2 separate regions of the Homo sapiens genome follow, and region 1 is linked to region 2. The links are chromatin loops, found by intact Hi-C in ENCODE. Cell type or tissue: heart left ventricle. All regions are shown on one strand. Links, peaks and the distances in the headings refer to the core of each region. The heading gives the core; the rest is flanking DNA.

What was found. A loop is a pair of places that touch in the nucleus more often than their neighbours do. Peaks named below come from ENCODE experiments on the same cell type or tissue, not always from the same donor. Only the 100,000 strongest peaks of a DNase experiment are listed, where the experiment ranks them.
Region 1: it touches region 2 in a loop (5-fold over the local background); 4 of 110 quality-filtered maps call a loop at or near these places.

Annotation. Positions count from the first base shown.
Region 1 is chr17:82,595,344-82,607,455 of GRCh38, forward strand. FOXK2 (forkhead box K2) reads left to right here. Exons shown (of 9, transcript NM_004514.4): 9 at 5,960-9,259. The coding sequence ends at 6,156. Among named protein-coding and RNA genes, the nearest start is that of FOXK2-AS1, 13 kb to the left of the region's middle. RefSeq lists an enhancer at 4,649-4,898 and a silencer at 7,679-7,788. In heart left ventricle, for the core only: no CTCF peak of the experiment used is centred there; a DNase peak (open chromatin) is centred at 6,478; H3K27ac peaks cover 429 bases.
Region 2 is chr17:82,534,587-82,542,586 of GRCh38, forward strand. The region is part of intron 1 of FOXK2 (forkhead box K2); the gene reads left to right. Among named protein-coding and RNA genes, the nearest start is that of FOXK2, 19 kb to the left of the region's middle. RefSeq lists a silencer at 1-101 and an enhancer at 797-1,382. In heart left ventricle, for the core only: no CTCF peak of the experiment used is centred there; no DNase peak of the experiment used is centred there; H3K4me3 peaks cover 1,718 bases; H3K27ac peaks cover 2,957 bases.

The sequences.
Region 1 (12,112 bases), core at 1-8,000, 61 kb after region 2:
CAGACTGGAGTGCAGTGGCGTGATCACAGCTCAGTGCAGCCTTGAACTCGTGGGCTCAAGTGATTCTCCTGCCTCAGCCTCCTGAGTAGCCAGGACTACAGGCACGTACAAACATGTCCAGCTAATATTTTTTTTCTTTTGTAGAGATGGGGTCTTACCGTGCTGCTCAGGCTGGTCTCAAACTCCTAGGTTCAAGTGATTCTCTCGCCTCTGCCTCCCCAAATGCTGGGACTACAGGTGTGAGCCACCGCGCCCAGCCTTCTCCTTGTGTTTGAACTGGAGAGGACAGAGTGCTATACATGTGGTCACGGTTTTTCTTCGTTGAAAGCTCTAACAGTGGGGTCGGTCCCTGTTATTAAGCCTGTGTCACTATTCCCTGGGCCCTAAAAGTGCACCTGGCTCCTGTGACTTGGGGTCCTTTCCCACTCCTCTCCCCAGGGCCCCTTGGCCTCAGAAGGCCCCCATGTGCCAGCTCAGACTGGAGTTGCCTCAGTTGACACAGCAGGCCCCATCCAGACAGACCAGCAGGTGCTTCTGGAGACAAGAGCAAAGCCTTTTCCGGCAGCCCGGAACCTGGGATGAGAAACGACAGGTGGAAGGTTGTCCAGAGACACCTACAGCGTGGATGCTGTTCCGAGTCAGCGTAGGAGAAAGGCCACTGGAAACCAGAGTCACACTGCGCGTCTGTGCATCTCTGGCCTACCGCAGTGGCCCCGGCTGTCTGCACATTTTTTGTAGACACATTAGAGTCGGTTGAGGCCACACCTGCGGCCACAGACTGCGACCGCGATTGCAGGGAGGAGCATCTGAGGTGGTCACGGGGTTTGCCCAGCTCACACCAACTGCAGGTCAGTTCCTGCTTCGCCTTCAGTAGCCTGAGTCCCTTCTTCTTTTTCTTTCACGTTACTAGGGCAGTTGTTCGCTGACGCCTTAATTCTGGAACACGTTCCTTGCCCAGATTCTTGGTGGCTGCTTGTTCCCTTCTCATCGTTCCTGCTGTGTTTTCCATGCTTGGTGTAGGGGGACCCTCAGAGCTTGGTGTAGGGGGAGCCTCAGAGCTTGGTGTAGGGGGAGCCTCAGAGCTTGGTGTAGGGGGAGCCTCAGAGGTGGCGTCAGGACGTGCCTGCCCCACCGGTTGCCCTGGTGCCCTCGTCACGCCCCGGGACCGCGCACACGTGGGGACTGTTTCCAGACGCACTTTCTGCGGGCAGTCTGTGTGGCAGGGCTCCCTGCCCAGCTCCTGCAGCCTCATCAAGTCTCCCACTAAGGAGGTGTCGCTCCTCCAACTTTGTTCTTTTTAAAAATCGCTTCAGCCATTCTAGGTCCTTGGCATTTCCGCGTGAACTGTAGGATTCCTACACCAAGCCTGCTGGCGTCTTGATTGGGACGGTGTTGAATCCAGAGTGTGTGGCAGAGCTGGCGGAGCCCCTCTTTCTTTGATCTCTGCCGATCTCCTTGATTTCACGTTTGTTTTATTCCACAGACCACCCCCTCCCCATCTTCTCACCTACTTCAGGTTCCATTTCATGGTAGGAAATTCCTGTAGTCCTCCCGGGCTTGCTGAAGTGCTGCTCCAAGTTACAGTCCCCGGGTTGTCAGGCGTGGCGAGAGCCCCTTGTGCTCAGAGCTCTCACGGAACACAGAGCAAGCCTGTCTACGAGTTCAGCCGGTGAGGGGCAGGGGCTGGTGAAGGCGGCGGCGCCTCTGGGTGTGCCCAGGGGCAGGGTCGCCTCCAGGCCCCACGCGCTAAGCCGTGACTCCCTGTAACACACCCGTGTCGACACAGGTCACGTGGGCCCGAGGTGCTCATACATCACACTCCTTGTCCAGGATGGTCCTTCCTGGCACCATGTGGTCCTCGGTGCAAACCAGAGTTTGCAGTGCTCGCTGCACAGACCCTTCTGCCTTATTCAGCATCTTTAGATCAACAGAGTCAGTGCCTTCCCAAGAGAGCACGTGTGGGCCTCATCAGGAGCATGTGCCCAACTCGTGTGTGTGTTCCTTCTCTGCCCTGGAGGAGAGGGGTCGCCCTCTCTTGTGGCCCACCCCGGGGCTGCAGGGCTGATGGCTGCTCCCTCCCCAGCTCCGGCACCTCCAGGGCTCTGCTGCCTTTAGTCTTCCTTGCGTGCCCTCCACCTCCCTCCGAGCCTCTGCTGAGACCTCTGCTTCAGGGCCGGGCGTGTTAGCACAGCCCCTCTGCTGTTACAGGGCTCCATGTGGGGTCTCCACGTGGCGGAGTACCTCGCGACAGAGGCTCTGTGAGGGCAGGGCTGGGTGGATGAGAGTATTTAAGTGTCACCATTTCTTTTCTTTCTTTTTTTTTTGAGACAGAGTTTTGCTTTTGTTGCCCAGGCTGGAATGCAGTGGCATGACCTTGGCTTACTGCAACCTCTGCCTCCTGGGTTCAAGCAATTCTCCTGCCTCAGCCTCCTGAGTAACTGAGATTACAGGTGCCCGCCACCACACCTGGCTAATTTTGTATTTTTAGTAGAGACGGGGTTGCACCACGTTGGCCAGGCTGGTCTCAAACTCCTGACCTCAGGTGATCCGCCCACCTTGACCTCCCCAAGTGCTGGGATTACAGGCGTGAGCCACCGCGCCCGGCCTCCCAGTTTCTTTTCACTCCAGGCCTCTCACTACTGTTCTCTAATTGACACAGAATAATTGTGCAAGTGTATGGGGTGCACAGTGATGTTGAGAAGCATGTGACTCGTGATCGGCACATCCGTCATCTCATTGACCATTTCTAGGTGTTGGGAACCTTCTGGCTGTTTGAAACCGTATTGTTGACTCCCATCATCTCGCAGTGCTGCAGAACACTAAACTTATTCCTTCTGTCTAGCTGTCGTTTCTAGTTTTACGTCTTTTTAAAAATTATTCCTCCTGTCTGTCATTTCTAGTTTTATGTCCTTTTAAAAATTATTTATTTTTTATAGAGACGGGGTCTTGCTATGTTGTCCAGGCTGGTCTCAGCCTCCTGGCCTCAAGGGACCCGCCTGCCTCAGCCTCTCTTGGGGTTGCAGGCGTGGACCACTGTGCCTGGCCTACGCCTCTTGTATTCTCTGGGTCATCCAGTCAACTTGAGCCCTGGTGAGGGTGAGGCTGTTGGGTTGGGTGAGTCAGCCGTGTTGTGCTGCCGTAACAGAACACCCAAGATGGAAGACTTTAGCATGAACAGAAACGGATTGGCTTGCAGTTCTGGAGGCTGGCAAGGGCCTTCTTCCTGTGTGCTCACGTGGTGATGGGGTGAAGGCATATTCACCCTTTTAGAATGAACTCACTCCTGGAATCATGAGCCTGTCCCTTGGTGACAGCATTAAGCTGTTAGTGAGGGCAAAGCCTTCATGGTCAAGTCACCTTCTGAAGATGCCACCTCCTAATTAGGCTGCGTGGGCAAGTGAGTTTCAGCATTTCAGGAGACAGATGCCCACACCATAGCAGTGACCTCATCTCATTCAGGGTATTGGTGCTTGTCAGACACTGGCTGTGACTCGCATCTGGGTGCGTGTGCCTCTCTCTGTGGGGGCCACCCTGCCGTCAGGCGCCAGGAAACCGACGTCAGGGAATGTGGGGGTCTCCCTGAGAGGGTGCCGACCTAACACGGCTCCTCCGGGTCACGTGGGTGGGCTCAGCGGCCTCCCGTGCCTCCCCTAGGTCTGGAGTCTCCCCTGCCCTCTCGTTGGGCTCCAAGCCTCTTCCTCAGCCCAGCTTCCTGCTTTGTGGCAGCCGTGCTTTCTGGAAGCTGAGCAGCTTCTTTTTTTTTTTTTTTTTTTTGAGACGGAATTTCTTTGTCCCCCAGACTGGAGTGCAATGGCACGATCTCAGTTCACTGCAGCCTCCGCCTCCTGGGTTCAAGTGATTCTCCTGCCTCAGCCTCCCGAGTAGTTGGGACTATAGGCCCCCACCACCTTGCCCGGCTAATGTTTTTGTATTTTTAGTAGAGATGGTGTTTCACCATGCTGGCCAGTTCGAGACTGGTCTTGAACTCGTAACCTCAGGTGATCCTCTCGCCTCAGCCTTCCAAAGTGCTGGGATTACAGGCGTGAGCCACCGCACCTGGCCTCTTGTTCATGTTTTATGTGTAAATTGGTCCTCTGCTATTTCTGTTGCTCAGAGGTGGAAAGGAGAAGGGAACACGATAAAGTCACACATCCACACTGTTGACAGGGGTTTGGCTTCCAGGGAACACACCTCTGTGGCCTCAGGGCTATGTCCTGAATTCTAAAACGGGGCTCTCACGGCTGACCCGATGTCACTGGGTCCCCGTTTGCTGCTTGAGTCTCTTCGGAGCCCAGTGTTGACTCCCGCTCTTCGTGGCTGCCCCGGCTATCTGGCCATGAGGAGCTGACCACGCACCTGGCCGGACTCACATCCGCTCCGCTAGGGAAGACCTGGGGGCGGAGGTCGGTCTCTGACCAGCCAGCGTCCCTGCAGGGGACTGCGAGTAGGAGGCGGGTATTGCCCACGCCAGGGCCTGTGGTCTGAGAGGGCTGGCCCTTGACGGACAGGTGGGCAAGTCCCCCTCCCACATCTCTAGGCACCAGGGCGTAGCGTACCATGTGTGCTGTGTTTGTGGTTGGGTTCAGGTACTGCCCTGTAGGCGTGTCTGCTCTGAGCCTCCTGGGACAGCCTGAAGTGGTTGCTGCACAGCTGCTTTGGGGCCTCCCAGGGGTGTGTTCCTGCTCCCACCCTGGGGTGCTCTGAGTTGGTCTTGGGTTAGAGAAGTGCAGTGGCTGGTGTGTGCGCAGCCTAGGGGCCTAGGACCTGCTTCTCAGAGCATCACGGGGCCCACCAAGAAGTGCCCCCTGGGGAGGTGACAGCGTCTTCCAGAAATGCCGCCGCCCACAAGGAGGACTGGCCTGTGCCGGAAGCTGGAGATGGTGGGGTCCTGATGGCACCTGGTAGGTGAGGGTGCCCCAGAGAAACAGAGCCAAGGCGGCGGCCTGGAGACAGATTCTGTGGAATCTGCCCACTCTGTTGTGGGGCCTGCCAAGCTCAGCATCTGCAGGGTGGACCGAACCCCGGGGAAAGAGTCAGTGCTGGATTCTCAAGAGTCCAGAGGCCATCCAGGGCAGAGTGCTCCCCTCAGAGGACCTCAGTCTTTTCTTAGTCCTTCACCTGATTGGATGAGGCCCACCCACTCATGGCGATCAGCTGATTTACTCAGAGCTGACTGATTTAAATGTTAATTTCATCTAAAGAAGTAACTATACAGAAACATCCAGATTAATGGTTGACCAAAATCTGGGCACTGTGGCTCAGCCAGGCTGGCACATAACATTACCCATCGCATGTTAGTTGGAAGCTTGGCCTTTGGAATTAACTCAGCCTGGTCAGCCGTTAGCAGCCAGCAGTCTCTGTTCTGCCCACACACCTCTGTGGACTGACCCAGGACACAGGTGAGCAGCATCCATGAGAAACTGTGGTGCTTCTCTCCTATGGGACAGATGGAGCCCCGCTCCCTTCTGTGTGGAAATGGTCCAGGAGCATCTTGTGCGGGTGGTGGGGGGGCGAGGGCAGGGCCTCCGCATGAGGGAGAGCAGCGAGCGGCAGCCACTCCTTCGCCGAGCCAGCAGGGCCATCTCCTGTCTGCCTCAACCACTACTGGACTCAGCCTTTCTCCCCCAGCAGTGACATCAAAATAGCCTATTTATAGGACATAACAAAGATGATGCCAGCTGTTAATAAAAATGTCCGCTAATCAGGCAGTTCACTTGCTGCAGTTTTTTGGGGTCCCAAGGGCCCAGCCCAGGCTCCTGTGCCCTTGGCCACCGTGGGCCAGTCCCTGGGGTCTTGTGGGAGCCTCCGCGGGCCTGGGAGTGGCAGGACCCTTAGAGGGCGAGAGTTCACATGAGAGCGTGGGGTTCTGACTCGCGAGGGTTCACGTGAGAGCGTGGGGTTCTGAGTCGCGAGGGTTCACGTGAGAGCGTGGGGTTCTGACTCCCTCGTGTCATTTCAGCCGCGGCGAGTCCTTTGCACATGTTGGCAACACACGCATCCGCATCGGCCTCCCTGCCCACAAAGCGCCACAACGGTGACCAGCCGGAGCAGCCGGAGCTGAAGCGGATCAAGACAGAAGACGGCGAGGGCATCGTCATTGCCCTGAGCGTGGACACGCCACCGGCAGCCGTAAGGGAAAAGGGTGTCCAGAACTAGCGACCGGGAGAGCTTTTCTTTAACGATATCAACTCTGTGGTGCCAAAAGGAGACGCGGCCTCCCGCCAGCACTCGGGGGTGCAGGGCCCTGTGGTTGGACTTCACCTCTCAGCACTGAAAACCCAAAACCCAGCTGGCCTTAACACTCCTTAAAGACAGAAGTCACACTTGAACAAAACCCACACACAACAAAACCTGATTTGGGAGACGGTGTCTCCACTGAGCACCTGCTGGGCTGAGCTTCTACCTACGAGTGAAACTCTGTCCTCCCGCGAGGACCAGGCATCGCTGTGTGAGGACGGCACGGCCAGCGCCTGCTGTGAGTGGGTCTCCCAAGACTAGGCCTCAGGACGCGGGGGGAGCCATCCCCGCCGCCCTCACAGGACCCACCAGGCAGCGGAGACATGTGGAATTAGAGTATTTTGAGGTGTCCTTTCTTTACAAAATAATGGGGTCTTGGGCATTTCACATCACTCCATTTCTACTGAGACTTTCAGAATCACACAGGCCCTTTCCGTGGATTTCATTTGGGGCAAAGAAACAACGTAGTTTTGTTTTTGTTTTCAGCCTATGGAATGATTTCCTTTTGTCTGTCTTGTTCAAGTTCAGACGAAGCTACTCTGGCATCTGCACATTTCCGTGTTACAGCAGCTGCCTGATGAATTTTATCCACCTCCATTTCAGCATGTGGCTCGCGTGGACAGGTGGACGGACGCTGTGGCCGCATGGAACCTTGAGAACCCAGGGACGAGCCAGTGCCGGGAAGGAACTGCCGGGACTCACCGAGCTGCACTTAACTGTTCTCTTTCTGGCTATTTTTTGTTGTTTGTTTCTTTGTGTTGACTTTGTCCCTGGCAAAATTTTCCACTCTGAGTAAAACAAGTCTCCTAAGTATTGTGTATGTTTAAAACGACAGAACCATTTCTACTTCATTTGGAAAAAGATTCAGTCTTTTATCACAGGCCCTTTTGAAACTCAGATCCCAGGTCTCTCCGTGGTATGTTTGTATTTGGGGTGTCCCTCCGGCTCTAGGCGGCCTCTGACCTGCTGTCTACTCCCCACCTTCGGTGAGCGGCCGCCATGGTGGAGCAGGGTCCGAGCCACGTCCTGCAGGGCACGTCTGGGGCATTTCCTGTTTTGTGGTAGGAAATGTCCCTGACCTTTCAGAACCGAACCCAATCCTGAGGCTGACTCCTCTACGGAAAATGAGGACAGGACGGGGGTGAGGGAATGAGAGTGGGAGGTCCCTGCACCTCCTCGCCCGGCTCCTCAGGAAGAAAACCGCTGGCCCTTCCCGAGTGTGCCGGCCGAGGGCCGAGGGCCGTGCACATGGGGAGAGGGCGTCAGCCTGATGGCTGAGCTTTTAAATGTCATCATCATAACATTATTTATTTAAATGTAGTTATTTTGGTATTTAATTTTTTTTTAGAGAGGAAAAAACCTGTATTTTCCTGGTGGGATGAAATAGGGATGAAATGGCTCAGAATGGTATATTTAGGCAATTTTAAAACATTTATTATTTACATAAAGACCAAATATGATGAATCTGTTCCGTGAATTGTGTCGGCCCTCAGCATGGGGCTGGGGCAGCGTCACTGCGGTGACGCCCATTGAAAGGTATGAAATGACTGCACACTAGCTGGATTATCACTCAGCCGTTTAAGAAATAAAAGCAAAACCATCACGTGACTGAGACCGTGTGTGTGACCGCAGCAAAGCGCAGCGTGTGGATGGATCAGAGCCCCTCGGTGCAGCTGTCTGCATCTTCCAAGCACTTTACAGATACCTTGGAATGTATATTTTTGTCTTCTTACTCAGAAGGTTTGCAGTTTGTAAAATAATCAGGATTCTGCTCTGTCCTGTGTGTGGGGTCAGCTCCCTCCACAGAGGGCTCCAGCTCTGTTGGTCACAGCTGATGGGGTTCTCTGATTGATAGGAGACGAGCTCTTGAGCTCTAAGGAACAGTGAGGTCGCCGGTGGGGAGCTTGGCTGGGACACCAAGCAAATGCATCGTATGTCCCCTTGGAGACGTTTTTATGCAGCTGTGTATGTTACTATCCAGAAGGAGTCGGGGGTAGACTTTCCCGTGTAAGCTCAGTCCATAAACTGGTTACTTCTGATCCTGGAACGTGGACTTCACATGATAGGTCTGGATCTGTTTCTGTTGGGATCACAGGTAAGGAAAATGTCCATTCAAATGGTAAAGAAGGGAGGAGGGTGTTTTTTTTTTTTTTTTTTGCCGTAGGCACCATTCTGCATCTTGAACCCAGACTGAAGTGTGCCTCTCACAGATGGAAGGTGCACACGCTCCTGTCTCCTCCTCACTCTGCCACGTTCACTTGGCTTTTTCATTGGTACCTAGGAATTTAAGAATATCGAAGCGAGAGCAGTAACAAACCATAGATGAGCAGACTCCCACACCGGGTTTTCTTGCCCGTCTTTAAGGCACTGTTTCTAAATTTTGAACTTAGCTCTGAATCCCCAAGAACTTGAGCACAGCAAGGGTTGCTGAGCTGCTGTCGCCGCAGCCCTGGCCCCTGGTGCTGGAGCTGCAGCACCTTTGGGAGAGGTCCTGCGTCGTCCTCAGCTGCGTCGCTGTGAACTCCCGCTCTCCACTGTGTTCCTCAGTGTCTGCTTTTCAGGAAGTCTGCTGTGACCTTTGCCCAACTTCTGAGCTCCTCAGGGACTAGGAACAATTTCAGTAGCTTTGCCCTGAACCAAACGAGAAAACAAAAGGGAACTCCCGTATGACCCACGTCACGTGGTGCACTCAGAGTGTGTGCGGCATGATCCTCGGTTGCTCCTCCTCTCACTTTAGTAGAGTACGCGGTGGACAGCTGATCTCCTTCAGTCGTCTACCCACTTCCGTCATTGTCCTCCGCTAGAATAACAGAGTAGTTGGTAGTCATGGCCAGAAGGGGGGTGGGGGCAGTGTGAGGACTTGGGGTTTCTGTGCTGTGTGACACAAGGAGATAAGTGACAATCTTGAAGTCCTAACTTCCACTATTCTAGAAAGTATAGTGGTGATTTGTGTGCAAAGATTTGAAGTTTTAAAAAAGTACCAAGTTCCTGAAATTCAATAAAATATTTTTATTAATTTTAATGGAATGCAGAGTATCATTTTCATTTTGATTGACTGACTTTTTACTTCATGCTCTCTTCTGAGCACACCGGAGGCCTAGCGCATTGGCAAGAACTTAACCAGGGAGCTGCACTGAGGACCAGCACTGCAGGCCCTGCCAGTGGGACAGCGGGTTGAGCGTGCAGGTAGAAAAGGCGCCGTGTCACAGGCAGTGGTAACAGGGTCTTGATTGATTGATCTATGATGTCGGAGTTTTAAAGTTACTTGGAGATTGTGGCTGCCACTATTTCTTCTGCAGACTTTCTCTCCAACCTGAGAATGAAGATCACTGCAAAGCATCTTGAGGGACATTTTCTCAGAAAATGAAAAAGCAGCTCTTGGCCGGCGCGGTGGCTCATGCCTGTCATCCCAGCACTTTGGGAGGCCGAGACGGGCAGATCATGAGGTCAGGAGATTGAGAACATCCTGGCTAACATGGTGAAATCCCATCTCTACTAAAAATACAAAAAAAATTAGCCGGGCGCAGTGGCGGGCGCTTGTAGTCCCAGCTACTCGGGAGGCTGAGGCAGGAGAATGGCGTGAACCTGGGAGGTGGAGTTTGCAGTGAGCCGAGATTGCGCCACTGCACTCCAGCCTGGGCGGCAGAGCGAGACTCCGTCTCAGAAAAAAAGAAAAAGCAGCTCTTCTGAAGAGGTACTTGGGTATTCAAGTTCCCACACAGGAACACTTTGATCTTCAGGCCCTGAAAATCTGGTGTGGATCGCTAATGTCTGGAATCGTGATGACATTATCAGTACTCACCCCAGGGTAGCAGAGGGAAGAAACCGTGCTGAAAATGACACAGAGGCCTTTGGGAGCTAAATGATGTTCACGGACAGAGAGTTCATAACGGAGTGTTTGTTTTATTCCTTACACTGATCCCCTAATTTAAAACAGTTCATACTGGCATAAAAGAACTGTTTATCACGCCCTGCGAGACTGCCTCTTCCAGCAAAGTGAAGCAGTCATTTGTAATTTGTTTCTGCCAGGTCTGCGTCTGCAGTGCACCCGGGCTGCGTTGATGGGTGCTGGGAAATTGTCACTGTTTGTTGCCCCCTTTCTGAGCTATGTCCACAGCAACACAAAATTACAATTCAGAGTGGGTCTCAAGTGACCTCTGATGACTAAACTGGCTACAAAGATTCCAGTGGACTCCTCCACCTGTGTCTCCTAGGGGTTATGACTAACTGTGGACCTAACAAACAGAGCAACTATCTCAGTCCTATGGAAAGTCAGTCGTATATAATACAGAACAGCAGGCAGACTAGAGCCAGAACAAGGACCGGTGTGATGGGTTTTTCCTGGGTTTTCCCCTCCCATTGCTGAGCCTAGTCCGTTGCTGGGCCTAGTCGGGGGCGGTCTATCCGAACTGCACATTAGGGATGAACATTAAAATCTCCAAGAGAAGCCCGCTTCCCTCTCATCCTGGGCAGAGACGGTCGTGGGAAACTCCTGCAAGCAGCAGCCCTGCAGACACTGGCGACTCCCACAGAGCCCTTCACGCTGGCGACTCCCACAGAACCCTTCACGCTGACGAGAGGAATTGGAAAACAGGCCCCTGTAGTCCAAAGAGCATGAGGGAAATCCCTGCTCCACTTTGGCCCCAAGCTGGACCTAGTCATAGGAATGGGAACAGCACAGAGAGGCTGAAACCTGGGCTTTTAAGTCAAAGGACACAGCAGAGGAGTTAAGAGACCCCCTAAAGCTCCACATGAATGGCACTGACGTGGGGAAAACAGCAAAGGCTATTTGAGCTCAACTCCTGTGTAGACTGGCCCCTGGGTGAACAGCACGACACAGACTTGGAAGACTAGCCTGACACCAGAGTCACAGCTCCAGGAGGCAGGCTGGCACATGCAATCAGAACATAACTGGGTTACTTGCCTGCTGAGACACAACTCAGCATCCTGCAGAGGGTTTCATGGACTTGGGAGTCTCAAGGTATGCCGAATGTCTAGAATACAAAATTACTAAACGTAAAAAGAGCCAGAAAAATCTCTGCCCTAAAGTGAAAAGACCGAATGCCAACTCTCACATGACCCAAATATTGGGAATATCAGATAAAGAACAGTTATTATAACCATGCTCTGTGAAATAAGGGCAAATGCTCTTGAATCAAAGAAATGAAAAAATTCAGTGAATAAACAGAAAAACATTTGGAAACAAAAATGAACTGGGACTTGTAGGACAAGATTGAAGGGTCTACTGTGTATGTCACTAGATTCCTATAAAACAGAGAAACAACGTATACAATTTTTTTTAAAGAAATATTTTAGTCCGGGTGGGCGCGGTGGCTCATGACTGTAATCCCAGCACTTTGGGCGGCCGAGGTGGGTGGATCACGAGGTCAGGAGATCAAGACCAGCCCGGCCTACATGGTGAAACCGCATCTCTACTAAAAATACAAAAATTAGCCGGGCATGGTGGCACACACCTGTAATCTCAGCTACTCGGGAGACTGAGGCAGGAGAATCGCTTGAGCCCAGGAGGCGGAGGTTGCAGTGAGCGCAGATTGCGCCACTGCACTCCAGCCTGGGCGACAGCGAGACTGTCTCATTTAAAAAAAAAAATACATATATATATATTTTTTTAATTTATTTTTATTTATTTATTTTTTTGAGACGGAGTCTCGCTCTGTTGCCCAGGCTGGAGTGCAGTGGCACGATCTCGGCTCACTGCAAGCTCTGCCTCCCAGGTTCAAGCGATTCTCCTGCCTCAGCCTCCGGAGTAGCTGGGACTACAGGCACCCACCACCACGCCCGGCTAATTTTTTGTATTTTTAGTAGAGACGGGGTTTCACCGTCTTAGCCAGGATGGTCTTGATCTCCTGACCTC
Region 2 (8,000 bases), core at 1-8,000:
CTCCTGGGACTGCGCTACTGGAGCACATCCTTATCGCACATGAGATGGTCTCTAGCTCTGATCCTTCTCACCACACACTTCAGCCCATCCAGGTTTGACTTTAGTGACTGGGTGCCTCAGCACTCACTCCTGTTCCTGTCTCCTCTTACAGATGGTAACGAACTCGTTGAAACATGTCCCCAGAAGTAATATTTATTTTCCATGGATCTTTTATCTTGTTCTCTCTTAAAAGTTGTTTTTCAGGCTATGCCTTTTCTTGTTGACACAAATCTACCTGTTAATTATTGAGTGCTGAAAAACACACATTTTTTGGGGGCAGGTTCTTGCTCTGTCGCCCAGCTGGAGTGCAGTGGCACCATCTTGGCTCACTGCAACCTCCACCTCCCAGGTTTAAGCGATTCTCCTGCCTCAGCCTTAGGAGTAGCTGGGATTACAGATGCCTGCCACCACACCTGGCTGATTTTTGTATTTTTTGTACAGATGGGGTTTCCACATGTTGGTTAGGCTGGTCTCGAACTCCTGACCTCAGCTTATCCACCTGCCTCAGCCTCCTAAAGTGCTGGGATTACAGGTGTAAGCCACCGTGCCCGGCCTTGGCCTTCGTGATTTCTGATGAGAAGTCAGCTGTTAACAGTTATCCAGTCGCTTATCTCTTGCTGCTGTCAAGATTCTCTCTTTTTTTGTCTTTTGGCTTTCAACACTGATTAAAATGTGTTTCATTTTGGGTCCTGTGAGTTTATCCTACTTGGAGTTTGTTGAGCTTCTTGGATTTGTAAAATTTTTGTCTTTCATTAAACTCGAAAAGGTTTTGGCCATTATTTTTTCAGACATTCTTTCTGCCCATTTCAAACTTCCATGGTTGGTTGGTGAGCTGACATCTCACAGGTCCTTTAGGCTCTGCTCGTCTTCTTTGTTCTTTCTCCTTTCTGAGGAGACTTGCGGGAGCAGAATCTCAGTCTTCCCATCTTCAAGTTTCCTGATTCTTCTTGTGCCTGCTCAGATGTGCTATTGAACTGCTAGCATGAGCTTTTCATGTTTGTCATTGTACCTTTTAAAAGCTCCAGGATTTCTGTTTTGTTCCTTTTTATGCTGTCTCTGTCGATAGTCCTGTTTGGTTCACACACACGTTGTTTTCCTTATCTCTTTTAGTTGTGTGTTTTTGTTTTTGTTTTTTTTTTGAGATGGAGTTTCACTTTTGTTGCCCAGGCTGGAGTGCAGTGGCGCGATCTGGGCTCACTGAAACCTCTTCTGGTTCAAGCGATTCTCCCGCCTCAGCCTCCCGAGTAGCTGGGATTACAGGCATGCGCCACCATGCCCAGGTAATTTTGTATATTTAGTGGAGATGGGGTTTCTCCATGTTGGTCAGGCGGGTCTGGAACTCCTAACCTCAGGTGATCCGCCTGTCTCAGCCTCCCGAAGTGCTGGGATTATAGGTGTGAACCACCGTGCCTGGCATTTTTTTTGTATTTTTAGTAGAGATGGGGTTTCACCGTGTTGGCCAGGCTGGTCTCAAACTCCTCACCTCAGGTGATCTGCCCATCTCGGCCTCCCCAAGTGCTGGGATTACAGGTGTGAGCTACGGTGCCCGGCCTGTGTTTTTATTTAAGTTTTTGAGCATATTTAAGGCAGTTGTTTCAAAGTCTTTGTCTAGCAAATCCAGCATCTGGCCTTCCCCAGAATAGTTTCTGTCAGTTTTTATTTCTTTGACTGAGTCATACTTTCCTGTTTCTTTGTGTGCCTTGTGATTTTTGTTGTTGTTGCAAACTGGACCTGTGATGATGAGAACGCAGTAGCTCTGGAAATCAGATTCTTCTCCTTTCCTTGGGTTTGGTGGGGTTTTTTGCTTGCCAAAGGATATAGGGGCCCTTTTATTTAACGACTTTTCCAAGCTATTGTTATTGCAGACTATCTTCCTTCGTTATGTAGTCACTGAAGTCCTTGTTCCTCAGCTTGTGTTTAGTTGGTGTTTTGACAAAGATTTCCTTGAATGCCAGGAACTCTTACAGTCTTTACGAACTGGCTCTGTGCCTGAGCCCTCCTTGAACTCTTGATGGGCTTGCCCTTGGCCTAGGGATCAGCCCAGAGTGAAAGCAAGCTCGAGGCCGAGGAGGTCTTCGCAGAGGGGGCCTTTTGCCCTGGGCATGTGTGTAGCTTTCTGAATTTTCCAGCACACACTGAGGCCTCTGAATGTCCTGATTTCCCAGAAACACACCCAGGTTTTCGCCTTAGGCAGTCTGTTGTATGTTGGGACTGTAATCTTCTGCCCCAGGCATCTGAGAGTTAAATGGGTTTGAAATGTTTTTAAGCTTTTTTTGGCCTTGGATCTGACTTAGGCAAAACAGAAGAGGAGTGCCTTGTGTCAGTCAGACTCCAGACACATTAGAACAGACACACACAATACATTTTGAATGAGGTCTCCAGCAGCTTCTGGTAGGCACTTAAGGTTAGAAAACATTGTTTAGGAAAAGAATAGAATATAAAGCTTAGCGGTTGGTTGTAGAAGGTTCTTGCTGCTGGATCCACTCAGCTCCTGGGCAGTTGGTGGGGGCCAGCCTCCAGCTGACCAGTGAGTGGGATGCTGGGCTGGAGCTGCTGGTATTATGTTAGGAAGGTTATTCCTGAGAAATTCAGATACTTGTTGACTGAATTGGTATGATGCTTATAGTCTTTCTTAAATGATTAAAGTTTAACATATTATTAAATTTAAAAATATTGTGAAATAATACTTCTTGTAGAACATTTAGACCGTAAAAGTGGATGTGAAAAATTATCCATTGCCGGGCGGGCACGGTGGCTCACGCCTGAAATCCCAGCACTTTGGGAGGCTGAGGTGGGCGGATCATGAGGTCAGGAGTTTGAGACCAGCCTGGCCAGCATACAAAAAATTAACCGGGCATGGTGGTGTGTGCCTGTAATCAGCTATTCAGGAGGCTAAGGCAGGAGAATTGCCTGAACCTGGGAAGTGGAAGTTGCAGTGAGCTGAGATCATGCCACTGCACTCCGGCCTGGGCGACAAGAGTGAGACTCCATCTCAAAAAAAAAAAAAAAAAAAAAAAGGCCAGGCACACGGTGGCTTATGCCTGTTTGCCAACACTTTTGGAGGCCGAGGCGGGCAGGTCACGAGGTCAAGAGATTGAGACCATCCTGGCCAACATGGAAACCCCATCTCTACTGAAAATAAAAAAATTAGCCGGGCGTGGTGGTACACGCCTGTAATCCCAGCTACTCTGGAAGCTGAGGCAGGAGAACCCCTTGAACCTGGGAGGTGGAGGTTATAGTGAGCTGAGATTGCACCACTGCACTCCAGCCTGGCAATGGAGACTCTGTCTCCAAAAAAAAAAAAAAAAAAATCCGTGGCCAGGCACAGTGGCTCTCACCTGTAATCCCAGCACTTCTGGAGGCTGAGGCAGGTGGATTGCTTGAGGTCAGGAGTTCGAGACTAGCTTGGCCAACATGGTGAAACCCTGTCTCTACAAAAATACAAAAATTAGCTGGGCATGATGGTCGGTGCCTGTAATCCCAGCTACTTGGGAGGCTGAGACAGGAGAATCGTTTGAACCCAAGAGGCAGAGGTTGCAGTGAGCCGAGATCGTGCCATTGCACTCCAGCCTGGGCGACTGAGCAAGACTCCGTCTGAAAAAAGAAAAAAAAGATATAGGCCGGGTGGGAGGTGGGAGGATTGCTGGAGGCCAGGAGTTCGAGACCAGCCTGGCCAACATAGTGAGACTTCTTTCTCTACAAAAAATTTAAAAATTAGGTGTGGTCGTGCATTCCTCCAGTCCTGGACACTTGGGAGGCTAAGATGGGAAGATCACTTGAGCCCGGGAAGTTGAGGCTGTAGTGAGCCATGCTCGTGCCGCTGCGCTCCAACCTGGGTGACAGACCAAGATCCTGTCTCCAATTAAAACAACATTAAGCTCATTTTGTCAAAGGAAAAATTACCGTCCTCGCATTTGCCTTCGTTGTTGCAGACAGAAGAATGCCCTTGTCCTCTGCTGGTGGACACAGTCCCCACAGGAGCCGCATGGGGTTTTTCTGTGTATCATGTATGGTGTAGAAGAGCAAAATGCTCTGCACCGTGTTTTATAGGGAATGAAAAAGAACCCCACCAAACTTAGGATGCATCTTTCCAGCCGGGCCCTTCCTCAAGCCCCTCACTGTCACCTCTGGCCCCAGGGCAGGCCTGGGGCTCACCCCTTGGACAACACTGAGGCCCAGCCCAGAGAAGGGACTTGTACCCTACGCCATACCCACAGCTCACAGCCACTCAGCCCAGCATGGGTTGCCCCAGCCAGATCTCCTTCCAAAACAGTTAGAAGAGTATTGATGAAGAGTCCTTCAGAATTTTGATTCTTCTTCCTCTCCTGGTTTATCTTCTGGTGGAAAGAAAAACACGTTTGGAATGTTTAAGACTGAGAGGTGATGGGATTTCTTTTTGAGGTAGAAAATGTGGTATGAGAATGGGAGGGAGAAATAGAAAAGTATTGAAGCTTTTAAAACTGTAAGGTGGCCGGGCGTGGTGGCTCAGGCCTGTCATCTCAGCACTGTAAGGTGGCCGGGCGTGGTGGCTCAGACCCGTAATCTCAGCACTGTAAGGTGGCCGGGCGTGGTGGCTCAGGCCCGTAATCTCAGCACTGTAAGGTGGCCGGGCGTGGTGGCTCAGACCCCTAATCTCAGCACTGTAAGGTGGCCGGGCGTGGTGGCTCAGGCCCGTAATCTCAGCACTGTAAGGTGGCCGGGCGTGGTGGCTCAGACCTGTAATCTCAGCACTGTAAGGTGGCTGGGCGTGGTGGCTCAGGCCTGTAGTCTCAACACTTTGGGAAGCTGATGCGGGAGGATCAGTTGAGGACAGGAGTTCGAGACCAGCCTGGACAACATAGATGGACCCTGTCTCTACAAAAAAAATGAAACAATTAGCTCTGTATGGTGGCACATGCCTGTGATTCCAGCTACTTTGGAGGCTGAGGTGGGAGGATTGCTTGAACCCAGGAAGTCAAGGCTGTAGTGAGCCATGATCATACCACTGCACTCCAGTCTGGGTAACACTCGAGACCTTGTTTTAAAAAAAAAAATTAATTAAAAAATATATGTAAATGGGCCGGGCATGGTGGCTCACGCCTGTAATCTCAACACTTTGGGAGGCTGAGGTGACTGGATCACCTGAGGTCAGGAGTTCGAGACCAGGCTGGCCAACATGGTGAAACCCTGTCTCCGTTAAAAATACAAAAAATTAGCTGGGCATGGTGGCAGGCACCTGTAATCCCAGCTACTCAAGAGGCAGAGGCAGGAGAATCTCTTAAACCTGGGAGGTGGAGGTTGCAGTGAGCTGGGATCATGCCACTGCACTCCAGCCTGGGTGACACAGCGAGACTCCATCTCAAAAAAAAAAAAATATCGATAATTGAAAGAGCTTGTTGGACGCGGTGGCTCACGCCTGTAATCTCAGCACTTTGGGAGGCCAAGGAAGGCGGATCACCTGAGGTCGGGAGTTCAAGACCAGCCTGGCCAATATGGTGAAAACCTGTCTCTACTAAAAATACAAAAATTAGCCGAGTGTGATGGCGGATGCCTGTAATCCTGGCTACTTGGGAGGCTGAGGCAGGAGAATTGCTTGAACCTGGGAGGTGGAAATTGCGGTGAGCCGAGGTCATGCCATCGCAGTCCAGCCTGGGCAACAAGAGCGAAACTGTCTCAAAAAAAAAAAAAAGAGTTACCTTTCAGAATGGGCTCAACCGCTTGAATGATTTGGAGAATTGGAGGTAAGAGATTTTGGTGTTAATGACTTTCACTTCCCTGTCTTATGTCCATTCTTCCTGCACGATTGTTGTTTGTGGGTATGCGTCCTTCTGCACGTAATCTGTTTGAAGCCTTTCCAGTGATCCCATGTCTATACCCCCTTTCCCCTGTGTAGCCATCCCATTGGCCTGGATGCTTGGGGATGGTTTGTCTACTCATGCCCCTGTCTTTTCTCCTGGAGTTGGCACACTCCAGTCCAGCACCCACCCTCAGGCGTAACCCTTTCCTTCCTCCCACACGCCTGCCCACTGGATGCTACTCTGCAGCTGCCTCTCCTGTAAGACCAGCCGTGAAGGTTCCTGCTCAGATGCTTTCCCTATATCTGTCTCTCAGTGCCATCTAGGGAGGGAGCAAATAGTTATCAAGTTAGCAGTTTATTCTGTCTTGAATTCTCTAATTGTTTTATGCCCACTAACAAGGTTGACAGCTGAGGTCCCATATCAGTAAGTGAGCATTTATTATTTTTTTCCCAGCGCATCACACCTGGGCTTGTTGAACAGAAAAGCCTTTTTATGTGTTAATACTGTGTTGGCTTGAAATGGAGTGGCACCTTCGGGGGCTGACAGTGGCATAGCTTGGAGTGTGATCTTTCTCAGACAGGGGTCCACAGTGGGTGTGTGTGGCGTGTGGCTGCTGCTTCATTGTCCTTGGAGTAGGCCCTCCCAGCGGTTGGAGGGTGTTTGAGACCAAGCAAATTCCTGTGTGAGCAGCTCCGTCTTCTCTGGTTCTGCTGATGGATTCACCTTTTAGCATAGGTGTCAGTGGGCCAACCTCAGGGGCGTGCAGGGACAGGGACAAAGGGTGTGGTATAAGCACAAGTAGGCCTGAAATAGACAGGTTTCTGGAGTTAGAATTTTAAAATAGTTGTAGATTCTAAATAACTAATGATTTACAGTTTTTTTTTTTTTCAGTCAGAGTTGTGCTGTATCGCCCAGGCTGGAGTGCAGTGGCACGATCTCGGCTCACTGCAACCTCCGTCTCCTGGGTTCAAGTGATTCTCGTGCCTCAGCCTCCCAAGTAGCTGGGATTACAGGCGCCCGCCATCACGCCCGGCTAATTTTTGTATTTTTAGTAGAGACGGGGTTTAACCATGTTGGCCAAGGCTGGTCTCGAACTCCTGACCTCCTGCCTCAGCCTCCCAAAGTGCTGGGATTGCAGATGTGAGTCACCACGCCTGGCCAAATTTTTAAATGTATTAACTTGTATCTGTGTATTACAAATTGATACTTGTGTGACAATCAGATATGACACTCAAATGAAAACTGATAACTTTTTTTTCATACTTAACACACTGTGAACTGCATTGTACCTGTTTCAAGAGGTAGGAAGGGTGATTTTTTTCTTAATAGATGGAGTCTTACTTTGTTGCCCAGGCTGGAGTGCAGTGGTGCGATCATGGCTCACTGCTCCCTCGAATTTCTGGGCTCAAGGGATCCTCTTTACCTCAGCCTCCTGAGTAGTAGGGACTAGAGGCACAAATCACTGCATCCAGCTAATTAAATTTTTTTTTTTTTTTGAGATGGAGTCTCATTCGGTTTCCCAGGCTGGAGTGCAGTGACACAATCTCAGCTCACTGCAACCTCCACCTTCCCGGTTCAAGTGATTCTTTTGCCTCAGCCACCCTAGTAGCTGGGATTACAGGCATGCACCACCACGCCTGGCTATGTTTGTATTTTTTGGTAGAGACAGGGTTTCGCCACGTTGGCCAGTGTGGTCTTGAACTCCTGGCCTCAAGTGATCCACTTGCCTCAGCCTCCCTCCACAAATTTTTTTTTTCTTCTTTCTTTTTTTTTTTTTTGAGACAGTTTCGTTCTTGTCGCCCAGGCTGGAGTGCAATGGTGCGATCTCGGCTCACTGCAACCTCCGCCTCCTGGGTTCAGGCAATTCTCCTGCCTCAGCCTCCCGAGTAGCTGGGATTACAGGTGCGCACTACCAGGCCCAGCTAATTCTTTTTGTATTGTTAGTAGAGACGGGATTTCACCATGTTGGCCAGGCTGGTCTCGAACTCCTGAACTCAGGTGATCCGCCCGTCTCTGGCCTCCCAAAGTGCTGGGATTACAGACGTGAGCCACCATGCCCTTCCCCAGTTTTTTATTTTATTTTATTTTATACAGACAGGGTGTCACTGTCCTGCTCAGGTTGGTGTAGTTAGTACTCCTGGGCTCAAGCAATCTTCCTGCCTTGGCCTCCCAACCGTGAATTAC